Linked DNA regions of Mus musculus: region 1 is linked to region 2. The links are chromatin loops, found by intact Hi-C in ENCODE. Cell type or tissue: heart. All regions are shown on one strand. Each heading gives the region's core, and the rest is flanking DNA. Links, peaks and the distances in the headings are about the cores only. Region 1 holds the start of Zfp202 (zinc finger protein 202). Region 2 has its middle 11 kb from the start of Olfr985.

What was found. A loop is a pair of places that touch in the nucleus more often than their neighbours do. Peaks named below come from ENCODE experiments on the same cell type or tissue, not always from the same donor. Only the 100,000 strongest peaks of a DNase experiment are listed, where the experiment ranks them.
Region 1: it touches region 2 in a loop (2.4-fold over the local background); 2 of 42 quality-filtered maps call a loop at or near these places.

The regions. Positions count from the first base shown.
Region 1 is chr9:40,189,351-40,194,728 of GRCm38, reverse strand. Zfp202 (zinc finger protein 202) reads right to left here and starts at 2,413. Exons shown (of 7, transcript NM_030713.2): 1 at 2,292-2,413. In heart, for the core only: a CTCF peak has its summit at 2,066; a DNase peak (open chromatin) is centred at 2,408; H3K4me3 peaks cover 1,796 bases; H3K27ac peaks cover 1,505 bases.
Region 2 is chr9:40,114,453-40,119,830 of GRCm38, reverse strand. No RefSeq gene overlaps it. Among named protein-coding and RNA genes, the nearest start is that of Olfr985, 11 kb to the left of the region's middle. In heart, for the core only: no CTCF peak of the experiment used is centred there; a DNase peak (open chromatin) is centred at 2,690.

The DNA of each region.
Region 1 (5,378 bases), core at 134-5,133, 75 kb before region 2:
ACCGTAATTAGTGGGTGCCAGCGCTCCTAGGTGATAAGTCCTTCATTCAGACAGCTGTAGGAATTGGGTATTAAACATTCTAAGTTCTTTGGGGAATTTATCAATCAAGTCTACCTTGCTTTACTGTTCAATAGAGACAGACTGCTTTAGTATCAATGGTGAGAAACTTTGAGGGGAGAAGTGCACAGATTTGATTCAGTTCATAAGCATACACTGAATATTATATCTCCTACTATTCCAAGTGCTGAGCAGAGCGGGGAAGAAGCCGTGACAAAGTTGATCAGGGAACAGCAGGAACTTTAGCACTATCAGGAATTCACATCGAAACCTAGAATAAGATCTGACCTGTGATCAGCAATGGGAAACTCTTTATCAAGGGAATCAAGAAAATCAAGGGAGCTGGTTGCAAGCCTTTACTCTCAGTACTCATGAGGCAGACGCAGGCGGGACCCTGTGAGTTCTAGGCCAGCCTAGTCTTTACAGTGAGTTCCAGGACAGCCAAAGCTATATATAGAGAGACACTGTCCTAAGACAAACAAGCAAGCAAGCAACCAAACCAAACCAGAAACAAACCCTCATCAGTATTTCATCTTAACATGCCACAAAAGATAATAGAGCATTTGGCTTTCTGTCTTAAAAGCATGTAATATCATAAATAACTCACACTCGAATGGTAAGATCACCCATCAAAGATTAGTCAACACTACTAGTATTTGCAAGTCTTTGTCCTCAAACCTCTGTAAGGCAGGTACCAAGAGGGAGGTCTGGCCAAAAATAGTGTTTCTCAAAATGGTCAATACAGAACACAGAGCACCACTTCAGTCTTACATGCGGATTCATGTATGATAAACTCCATACCCACTATCTGGGCAAAGGAAGTAAATTTGAGGTTTCATGCAGAAAAGCACAAACTTATCCAGCAACGCTGACATTCAGGCAGGAGAGGAAAATAAAACAGAAAGCCTAGGGTTGTTTTATGCCTGTGTTGAGTGGTATAGTCACCACACCTGTATATTCTGAAACGACAGGAGTCCCTCAATAGTGATGTAGGTCTTGCAGTGGCCTTGGAATGACTGTCTCCTGCAATTATACAGGTAGAATGCAAAGGGTGTGTACATAGGAGACAGGAGGAAAGGTCAGCAGCTGTCTTAGAAGAAAAATGTACTGCCTTCCTCCTAACCCTTTTATGTTAGGCAGCAATAGCAGAAAGTGACTCAAGATATTTGATGGCCTCCAAATATCCCACTGTCACTTGCTTCTCCTAGCAAGCTTCTCACAGCCATCCTGACACTTCATTGAAACTGTTTTCTGGATTAAGGTCCATGGGGCTGCTTCAAAGAAAAAGCTGCACAGAGAGATGCCTTGTGACTTCGTTGCCCCAAGCTTTCCCTACTGCCTTTCACCTGTAGACTATGGACAGAATAACCTGACAGCAAAACCCTAGATGTGGCACTCCTAACCACGACCAAGACGATAAGCTGGACCTAGAGATCTCCCTTTGGGGAGTTCTGCACAGAGAAAAGACAGCGCTATCCATGTGTAGAATACGAGACAGCCACAGCCCAGGGGAAAGTGTGTGAGAGGACCAGGTCGGCCATGGAATAAAAAACTAGCAAACTTTCAGTCCACTATGGAAAGTCCCGCAGATGGTGAGATGAGCTGGAGAAGAGGTCCCCGAGCTGGTTGTCAGGGGTAGGAAGAAAGAAGTTCAGACAGTGCAGACAGTAGCCTCTAGCTCTACAGGGAAGTTCTGAGCCTGTCACTAAGCCAGGTGAGAGCCACACGCTAGACGGCCAAGGACTGGCAAGGATCACAGGTGATAAGATCGCATGTGAAGGGGGCGGGGTTCGCTGGGAAGGAGGGAAGGCAAAACCTGCAGGGAGGGCTCTGGAGCAATGTGCGATGCAGAGTGAAAAGTCTGAAGAGAGGGGAAGGTGGGCGTCAAGGGGCCTAGGCTACACCCCACTGGCTTCTAGCGCACCGGAGCGGTTGGTATGGACGCAATCCGAGGGGCACAGTGCATGTCCGCAGGCCCCCAGAGGGGGCGGAAGGAGGTGGCTGGGCAGAGAAGCCTGGAGTGCCACCCTTGTCTCCGGACGTCCCGGCTCTGGCCGCGAGGAGGTGACATGGTTACAACGCCCAGGCCGCGGGGACCCCGCCGCCACCCCTTCCCTGGCAGGCGCTGTCCCCCGGCGCCGGGGGGGCGGGGTCTGCTGCCCCTCCCAATGCTCCTGCCCTTCCCTCCCCGCCCGCTGCGGTGCCCGCTCGCCGGCCAGGTCCCCGACACTCACGTCTCCCGCGGCTCCGGCGGCTCCTCCCCTGCCCGGTGCTCCCCCACCCACTCCCGGCCGAAAGAGCCGAGCGGGATCCGAGTCGCGCGGGGCCCAGCGGGTCGGAACACGTGGGTCCTCTGCGCCCGGAACCGGAAGCGACCACTCGCCCCACCTCCAAGGGGTGCTGGAGCCTGTCTAGGCTGTAGGAGGTTTGGTCCACTCGTTGTGTTCCTGTTGGTCGAAGCCTGGGGCTTCTCCAGTGAGACCCATGCCGGGAAGCATTCCCTGGACTGCTGCCCTCTATGGCCAGTCCCCTTTGCGGCAAACCCATCACCTTCCTAGGCGTGGTATTCATTGTCCACTTCCTACAGGGTTTTGTTTTCATCTTTCATGTTGGTTTTGGTATCTACATCTCCACAAGAGAATCCCCTCCTTCCCACGCAGTTTTCTTTTCCTTCAAGCATGGAAGAATAAAAAAAGAAAGGTTTAGATTTGAATGCTGGCTCCTTCATGCACAGCTGTTGCCGGGCCGCCAGAACATCTGCCTGTCAACTCTGTCCGTCTTGAAAAAACACAAACTGTTGGTCTTAGAACTAAAAACTGGAAGGTAGACTGAAGCTCAGTAAGGAAATGGTGGTGTTGTCTATTAACCTTTGTGTGCTATTTTGGTGCCTCTTTGCCACTGTCTTCCCTGATCTAAGTTGTTCATTTTTGTCTTTGTCCCTAACACTTCTATAGTCCATCTTGCCCTGAATGTCACATGGTGACATGTGCAAGTCTTCTCCTTTCAGCCATTTCTTGAAAACCGTTTCCGTTCATGGGACAAACTGCTCGAGACTGCTTAGCATACTTTGAACTGGACATGTTAATTGCTTTTGCTAGAGAGGCAGCTGTGTTCTGCAGAGGGTGTTACAACACCCTTGATCAAAGCTTTGTTGAAGCCCCAACTGGAAGACTGTTCTTCGGTCAAAGGAGTGGATGGAGTCTACCTCTAGCCTGGCTGAAGACCGAGCAATCGTGAGATTTAATCCAGTTGTGCCCAGCCAATCACCTGACCACCCCACCAGAATGCAAGTTCACTTAATACCGTGGTAAAAGACATGGGAGTTGGTGACGGTATCCCTTTAATGAGATAGATAATGTACTTTTTCAGAAACCTGATTCTGTTCAGTTCAGGCAGTCAGTGCCAGAATGGGCAGGTCTGTCTGCCCTTCTGAGTCCTGACTAAGGTATACTTTTCCCCTCCTCCTCCTCTTCCTCTTCCTGTTCCTCTTCCCCCTCCTCCTCCCCTTCGTTTTTTTTTTTTTTTTTTTTTTTTTTTTTTTTTTTTTAAATCTTTATCTGAGGACACTGGACAGAGCCAAAGTATGCTTTTTCTGTTACTTGGAGCCTTTCTATTATTTTCTGAAGTATCCCTCCCTCTGCTGCACTATGTGACTGCTTACAATGACAGGTTTGTTTTCTTCCTCTTGTCCATTTTCTTTTTCTAGGCAGGGGCTGAAACTGAAATTTAGTTTGCCTGCTCTGTTTTTTTTTTGTTTTTTGTTTTTTGTTTTTTGTTTTGTCTAATAAAATTGTCTTTGAGGTTTCTTCTTAGTGCATTTTAAAATTCTATCGTTAATGGGGCTAAGTACCCCGAGAAGGGTACTAAGTAATGAAGGTTTAGTATGAGAATTTGCTCCTCCAATTATGGAGGCTGAGATGATGGTGCAGGATCTGTGTGGACTGCAGAATGGAGAGCTGAGAAACTGGTGGCGACATCCAGCCCCAGAACAGGTAGGTGAAGGTGGGGTGTCGCTGCAAACCCGGCATCAGCAGGTTCCAGGATCAGGTTCTTGGTATATCAGGATGAAACAATGCCTTGCCTTAAAAGAGGGTATTTTGCTCTCTCCTGCCTTTCTCTTCTATTCAGCTCTCAACAGATTGACTGAGACCCACTGATTCAAGTGCTAATAACTTCCACACTCAAACACATGGCAAGGGTGTGTAAGGGACACAGATTTTTGTCCAGTTATCTGGGCATCCCTTGGCCTGGTGAAATAGACACAGACTTTTCCTGGATCAAGTTTGGTCCTTTGTTCTCTTCCTTTCATCACTGTTACTTTATTCTCTGTAGATTGTTAAAGATGACTCCATTTTCTTTTTTTTTCTTTCCATTTTTTATTAGGTATTTAGCTCATTTACATTTCCAATGCTATACCAAAAGTCCCCCATACCCACCCACCCCCACTCCCCTACCCGCCCACTCCCCCTTTTTGGCCCTGGCGTTCCCCTGTTCTGGGGCATATAAAGTTTGTGTGTCCAATGGGCCTCTCTTTCCAGTGATGGCCGACTAGGCCATCTTTTGATACATATGCAGCTAGAGTCAAGAGCTCCGGGGTACTGGTTAGTTCATAATGTTGATCCACCTATAGGGTTGCAGATCCCTTTAGCTCCTTGGGTACTTTCTCTAGCTCCTCCATTGGGAGCCCTGTGATCCATCCATTAGCTGACTGTGAGCATCCACTTCTGTGTTTGCTAGGCCCCGGCATAGTCTCTCAAGAGACAGCTACCTCTGGGTCCTTTCGATAAAATCTTGCTAGTGTATGCAATGGTGTCAGCGTTTGGATGCTGATTATGGGGTGGATCCCTGGATAAGGCAGTCTCTACATGGTCCATCCTTTCATCTCAGCTCCAAACTTTGTCTCTGTAACTCCTTCCAAGGGTGTTTTGTTCCCACTTTTAAGGAGGGGCATAGTGTCCACACTTCAGTCTTCATTTTTCTTGAGTTTCATGTGTTTAGGAAATTGTATCTTATATCTTGGGTATCCTAGGTTTTGGGCTAATATCCACATTTTCTTATCCAAGGCAATTTCCATTACTTTCTAGATAGCTTTGGGTAAAATCCATGGAATTATCAATTCCAATGTAGAGCTGCTTTTTTTTTTTTTTTTTTTTTTTTTAGTGAACATAAGGTATAGCAATTGAGATAATAACACTTTTCTCATACAGCCTGTTTCTGAGTGTATGTGTTCAATTTAATACCGAAAGGAATGTACAATAATCCTTTTAAAATGCTAAGTTTTGATGGGTTTTAAATGATAGTCTTCATCATTGGGAAAAGGG
Region 2 (5,378 bases), core at 235-5,234:
ACTGAACAGGCACACATTCTTTTCTTGCCGTTATTTCTTAAACTAATTAGAATAGCAACTACTTCATACATGGTCGACTTTGATTTAACTGATTATGGTAAAAGCCATCTAGAGATGTCTGACAGTATCCAGGAGTATATGCATATGATATATTAAAATAGTACATCATTTATATAAAGGCCTGGAGCATCCAATGCTTTTTGTATCTAATGGGTTCTGAAACCAAAGCTTTGTACATACAAAGAGACTACACCAACATACTAAAAATCCTAAACCACAGCTTTTAAAAATCCAGTTCAAGGGGCTAGAAAGATGGTTCACTGGTTAAGAGTACTGACTGCTCTTCCATAGCACCCAGGTTCGGTTCCCAAAATCCACATGATAGCTCACCCCCACTGTAACTCTAGTTCCAGGGCATCTGATGCTTATTTCTGGCCTCCATGGGCACCAGGCATACACATGGTGCACAGAGATACATGCAGGTAAAACTCCCATACCTATAAAGAATAAAAGCTGTAACACAATCCAGAAAACTTAGGATCTATTTATTTAAATAATATATCAAAATTCACTTCATTGAGATTGATTGCAGTACAAAATAGTGATAATTTCAGAATTTCCAGTATCTAATTTGAAATAAACCAGTGACTAAAAAAAATCCATATTTTAGTAATCTATTAATACAATCATCTTACCACAGCAAAGAAAAGAGTTGTATCATATATTATAATGAGAAGCACAAGACAAATGTACACTGCTCTCATCATTGCTATATAATGTTTATTTTGGGGTTAAAAGTTAATTTCAGACAAGTAAAACACACTGAAGTGTATTGTTTTTAAAGTAAATAATGCTAGATCATATTGGGAATAGAATTTATAGAACTTTTAATGCAATCAAATCAATATTACTGAGACAATAAAACAAACTCAAAGTGCTAAGAAAAAAGAAAGTTTGGAAATTTAATTTTTTTAATTACAAATATTTATTTATTTTTAGAAAAACATTTAGCTCTTCCAGAAACCAAATAAGACAAAACAAAACGAAGCAAACAACAACAACAAAACCCCCTCTCAGTTCTTGTTAGATAACTGGGAAATAAAAACCTAAAAGACAAAGTTGGGCAGACCTGGAAATTCCTTCCCACTGTGTAGCTTTCCTAGTCCTGGGAGGCGCTATGCCAGCTGCTGGGGGAGAAAGGTATCAAAAATATTATCCAGTGCTGGATCCTGAATGCTACAAATCTGATCCTTTTGGCAGGATGTATTCACTTGTGTAGTAATTGCATAGCTGTTTGGCGATAATTAACAGCTTTCTTTTTTTTTTTTAATTTTTATTAGATATTTTCTTCATTTACATTTCAAATGCTATCACTTTTCCTAGTTTCCTCTCCGAAAGTCCCCTATACCCTCCCCCTTCACCCCAACCTACCCATTCCTGCTTCCTGGCCCTGGCATTCCCCTGTACTGGGCCATATAATCTTCGCAAGACCAAGGGCCTCTCCTCCCATTGATGGCCTACTAGGCCATCCTCTGCTACATATGCTTCTAGAGACACAAGCTCTGGGGTTACTGGTTAGTTTATATTGTTCCTCCTACAGGGTTGAAGACCTCTTTAGTTCCTTGGGTACTTTCTCTAGTTCCCTCATTGGGGGACCTCTGTTCCATCCAATAGCTGACTGTGAGCATCCACTTCTGTACTTGCCAGGCACTGGCATAGCTTCACAAGAGAGAGCTATATCAGGGTCTTGTCAGCAAAATCTTTCTGACATATGCAATAGTGTCTGGGTTTAGTGGTTGTATATGGGATGGAGCCCTGGGTGGGGCAGTCTCTGGATGGTCCTTCCTTCCGTCTCAGCTCCGAACTTTGTCTCTATAACACCTTTCATGGGTATTTTGTTCCCCTAGTCCGCCATTAATGAATGGGAGGAGAGGCCCTTGGTCTTGCAAAGATCATATGTCCCAATACAGGAGAATGCCAGGGCCAGGAAGCAGGAGTGGGTGGGTTGGGGAGCAGGGCGTGGGGAGGATATAGGGGGCTTTGGGGATAGCATTTGAAATGTAAATGACGAAAATATCTAATAAAAAAATAATAAATACCGATGGAAGGAGTTACAGAGACAAAGTTCGGAGCTGAGACGGAAGGAAGGACCAGAGACTGCCCCACCCGGGGATCCATCCCATAAACAACCACCAAACCCAGACACTATTCCATATGTCAGAAAGGTTTTGCTGATAGGACCCTGATATAATCAACAGCTTTCTTATTTGATTTGTAGTTTGCTTCCTAAAGGGGAACTCTTTCTCGCTTTGGTAAACTTGGCAAAAAGCCTGAATAGCTTAGGAGCACATAGGTCCCAAGAGGGTAACCTTCCACTGTTGTTTTGCTACATGGACACGCTGCTGTCAAACTGCCTTCTAAATCTTTACGCTATACTAGTGGCTTAGTCTTGGCCCCAATCTTGGTTAGAGAAAGTTGTTTTTGCAGTAGACAGCGGTTAATGGACAGACTCACAACTGAACAAAGTGCTGAGACTGAGCGACTGTGGAGTGCTCGTCACTAACTGGGACATCTGTTGTCCTCCACTAAGGCTTAGGAAACATGATGGGAAGGTTCGCAGGAAGAATGTGAGAGCTGGAAGATGGGGAAGAGTGCCACAACCACGCCCACTGGAGGCCGTGGGCGAGGTCCGCGAAGGCAACACAGCTGCTTGACACAGTTCCGGGACAGCTGAGGGGATTGCTGCAACCGCTGTCCTTCTGTCTCTGACTTTGAGGTTTTGGTCCCTGTGTGTTGCATTCTTGAGGACTTCTGCTTTATGATTCATTTTGTGCCTTTTTTTTCTGAGAAAAATGCTGTCTGAGTCTTTTTAGGAAAATCCTAAAATTAACTTCATCCGGCCAGCATTTGGAAGTCTTCTTTATGCCCTGGGGATCATTAAGCTCAGTTAAGCACATAGCTAGATGAGGTCACTACTCCAGGAATCTTCTTGGGGTGTCTGCCCCTGAGCAAACTCACACAGTATAATTGGTGCAGGGTGAACAGATGATTTACAAACTCTGGCTGGCCAGGAGAATAGGTTACAGATTCAAGGTCTCTTTTATTATAGATTTAGAGCTCTCTGGAAATGTAGTTTAAAAATGGGGCAGGGGTTGTCTAACAATATACACCCCTGGAGGACTAGAACTCAGCAAATAAGATAGACTAAAATGAACTTTTCCTATTTTGTAGCATAGGCGACGAAACATATAGTAAAGGAGGCTAGATGTTAGCATTTCAGATATTTTCTGTTTGTGTGGAGTGCTTTCAATGTGCAAACACTGCCAGCTTACAGCAGGCTGTCATATAACAAATGTGTTTGCTTTGAAGGATACATTCTTTAGATTCTTTAAATTAGAGTTATAGGGCAGATAATAAGAATAAAATCTGTTTTGTTTGTAAACTCTAATTGTGACTGATATTATAACTGTGGACGTGTAATTTTTAAAAAAGCGCATTATCTGTGCCATTTGGAAAATCATTAATCTGTCTTTGTTCTGTGAAACTTGTATAAAGAAGCCCCCGGGGTTGCTAGTCATTCAGAGCTCCAAGATTCCCCTGACCAACTCCTTACCCCTTCCCTCCCTCCCTCTCTCCTTCCCTCCCTCCCTCCTTCCCTCCTTCCCTCCCTCCCTCCTTCCCTCCCTCCCTCCTTCCCTCCTTCCCTCCCTCCCTCCTTTCCCCCTTCCCTCCCTCCCTCCCTCCTCCCTTCCCTCCCTCCCTTTCTCCTTCCCTCCCTCCCTCCTTCCCTCCTTCCCTCCCTCCCTCCTTCCCTCCCTCCCTCCTTCCCTCCTTCCCTCCCTCCCTCCTTTCCACCTTCCCTCCCTCCCTCCCTCCCTCCCTCCCTCCCTCCCTCCCTCCCTCCCTCCCTCCTCTTGCCTATTCCTTATCTCCTCTGCAGGCTGTTCTGTTTGCAGAGCACAGTTAACCAAGGAAGCCCCTCCTCCACAGGACCCCCCCCCCCCCAGGAAGAGAGTGTTGTGAAATTCTTCTTGATATTTAAGACAGCCATTGAACTCAGCAGCTCACAGTAGCTTTGGTCTCAGGGTCAGTTTCCATCAGCTGCTGGACATAACCTCCAGAGGGCAGCCATGCTAGGCTCCTGTTTCCGAGTACAGCAGAATATCATTAACAGTGCCAGGAGTTGGCTCTCTCCCATGGGATGGGTCTCGTGTTGGGCCAGTCATTGGTTGGTCATTCCCTCAATCTCTACTCCATCTTTATCCCTGTGCATCTTGTAGGCAGGTCAAATTTGGGTTGAAGGTTTGGTGGATGGATTGGTGTCCATATCTCTCCACTGGAAGAACTGCCTGGTTACAGGGGTGGCCATTTCAGGTTTCACGTACCCTGTTGCTAGAAGTCTTAGCTAAGGTCACCCTCAGGGACTCCTGAGAGTTTCCCCTGGCCAGGCCTCAACTCATCCAAGAGATGTCCTCTGTGTGACTTCAGTTCTCATTCCTTCTCTCCTCTACCCATCTCATCCCTCCTGTTCTTGTCCCCAATCCTACACCACCGAATCTCCTCCCTCCAACCAGTCCAAATTTTAACCAGTCCAATATTTAACCTATTCCTCCTTCTCACTGAGATTCAAGAATTCTCTTTTGGGTCCTCCCTGTTACTTAAGCTTCTTTGTGGATTGTATCTTGGGTATTCTGAACTTTATGGCTAATATCCACTTATAAATGAGTATACCACATGTGTCTTTCTGGGCTTGGATTACTTCACTCAGGATGATATTTCTAGTTCCATCCATTTGCCTGCAAATTTCATTATGTCCTTGATTTTCATTGCTAAGTAATATTTCATTGTGTAAACATACCACATTTTCTTTGCCCATTCTTTGGTTGAGGGACATCTGGGTTGTTTCCAGTTTCTGTCTATTATGCAAATGAAAAGTAGAACTTTGGAAAAATAACTGAACATCATGTAAAATTTGATAACTTTTACTCATGGCAACAGTATGGTTAAAACACACAAACAACGTATATTATAATTAATATATAACAAGCTTTCTACTGATCTTTTTCTAATTCTGAGAGATGTTTCTAAGACACCAACATGCTTGAGAAAATTGCATGCAGCAGAAAATTCACATTTAACGTGTAATGAATTCCACCAGTTGTCTAGACGGCTTTAAAAATTCCCGACAAAAATAATGGTTCAAAAACCGTTGCAGTGTTCAAAGTGGAGTTAAATGGTAGAGCACCCACTGAGCATGTATGAGCACCTGGCTTCACCCATGGCAACTAAGAAAGGAAAGGCAGATAGAGGTGTGTTTGTTGGTTCCAAGAAGACTTCTTTTCTTCCTTTTTATGTCTTTGTTTGTACTAAATAGTAGG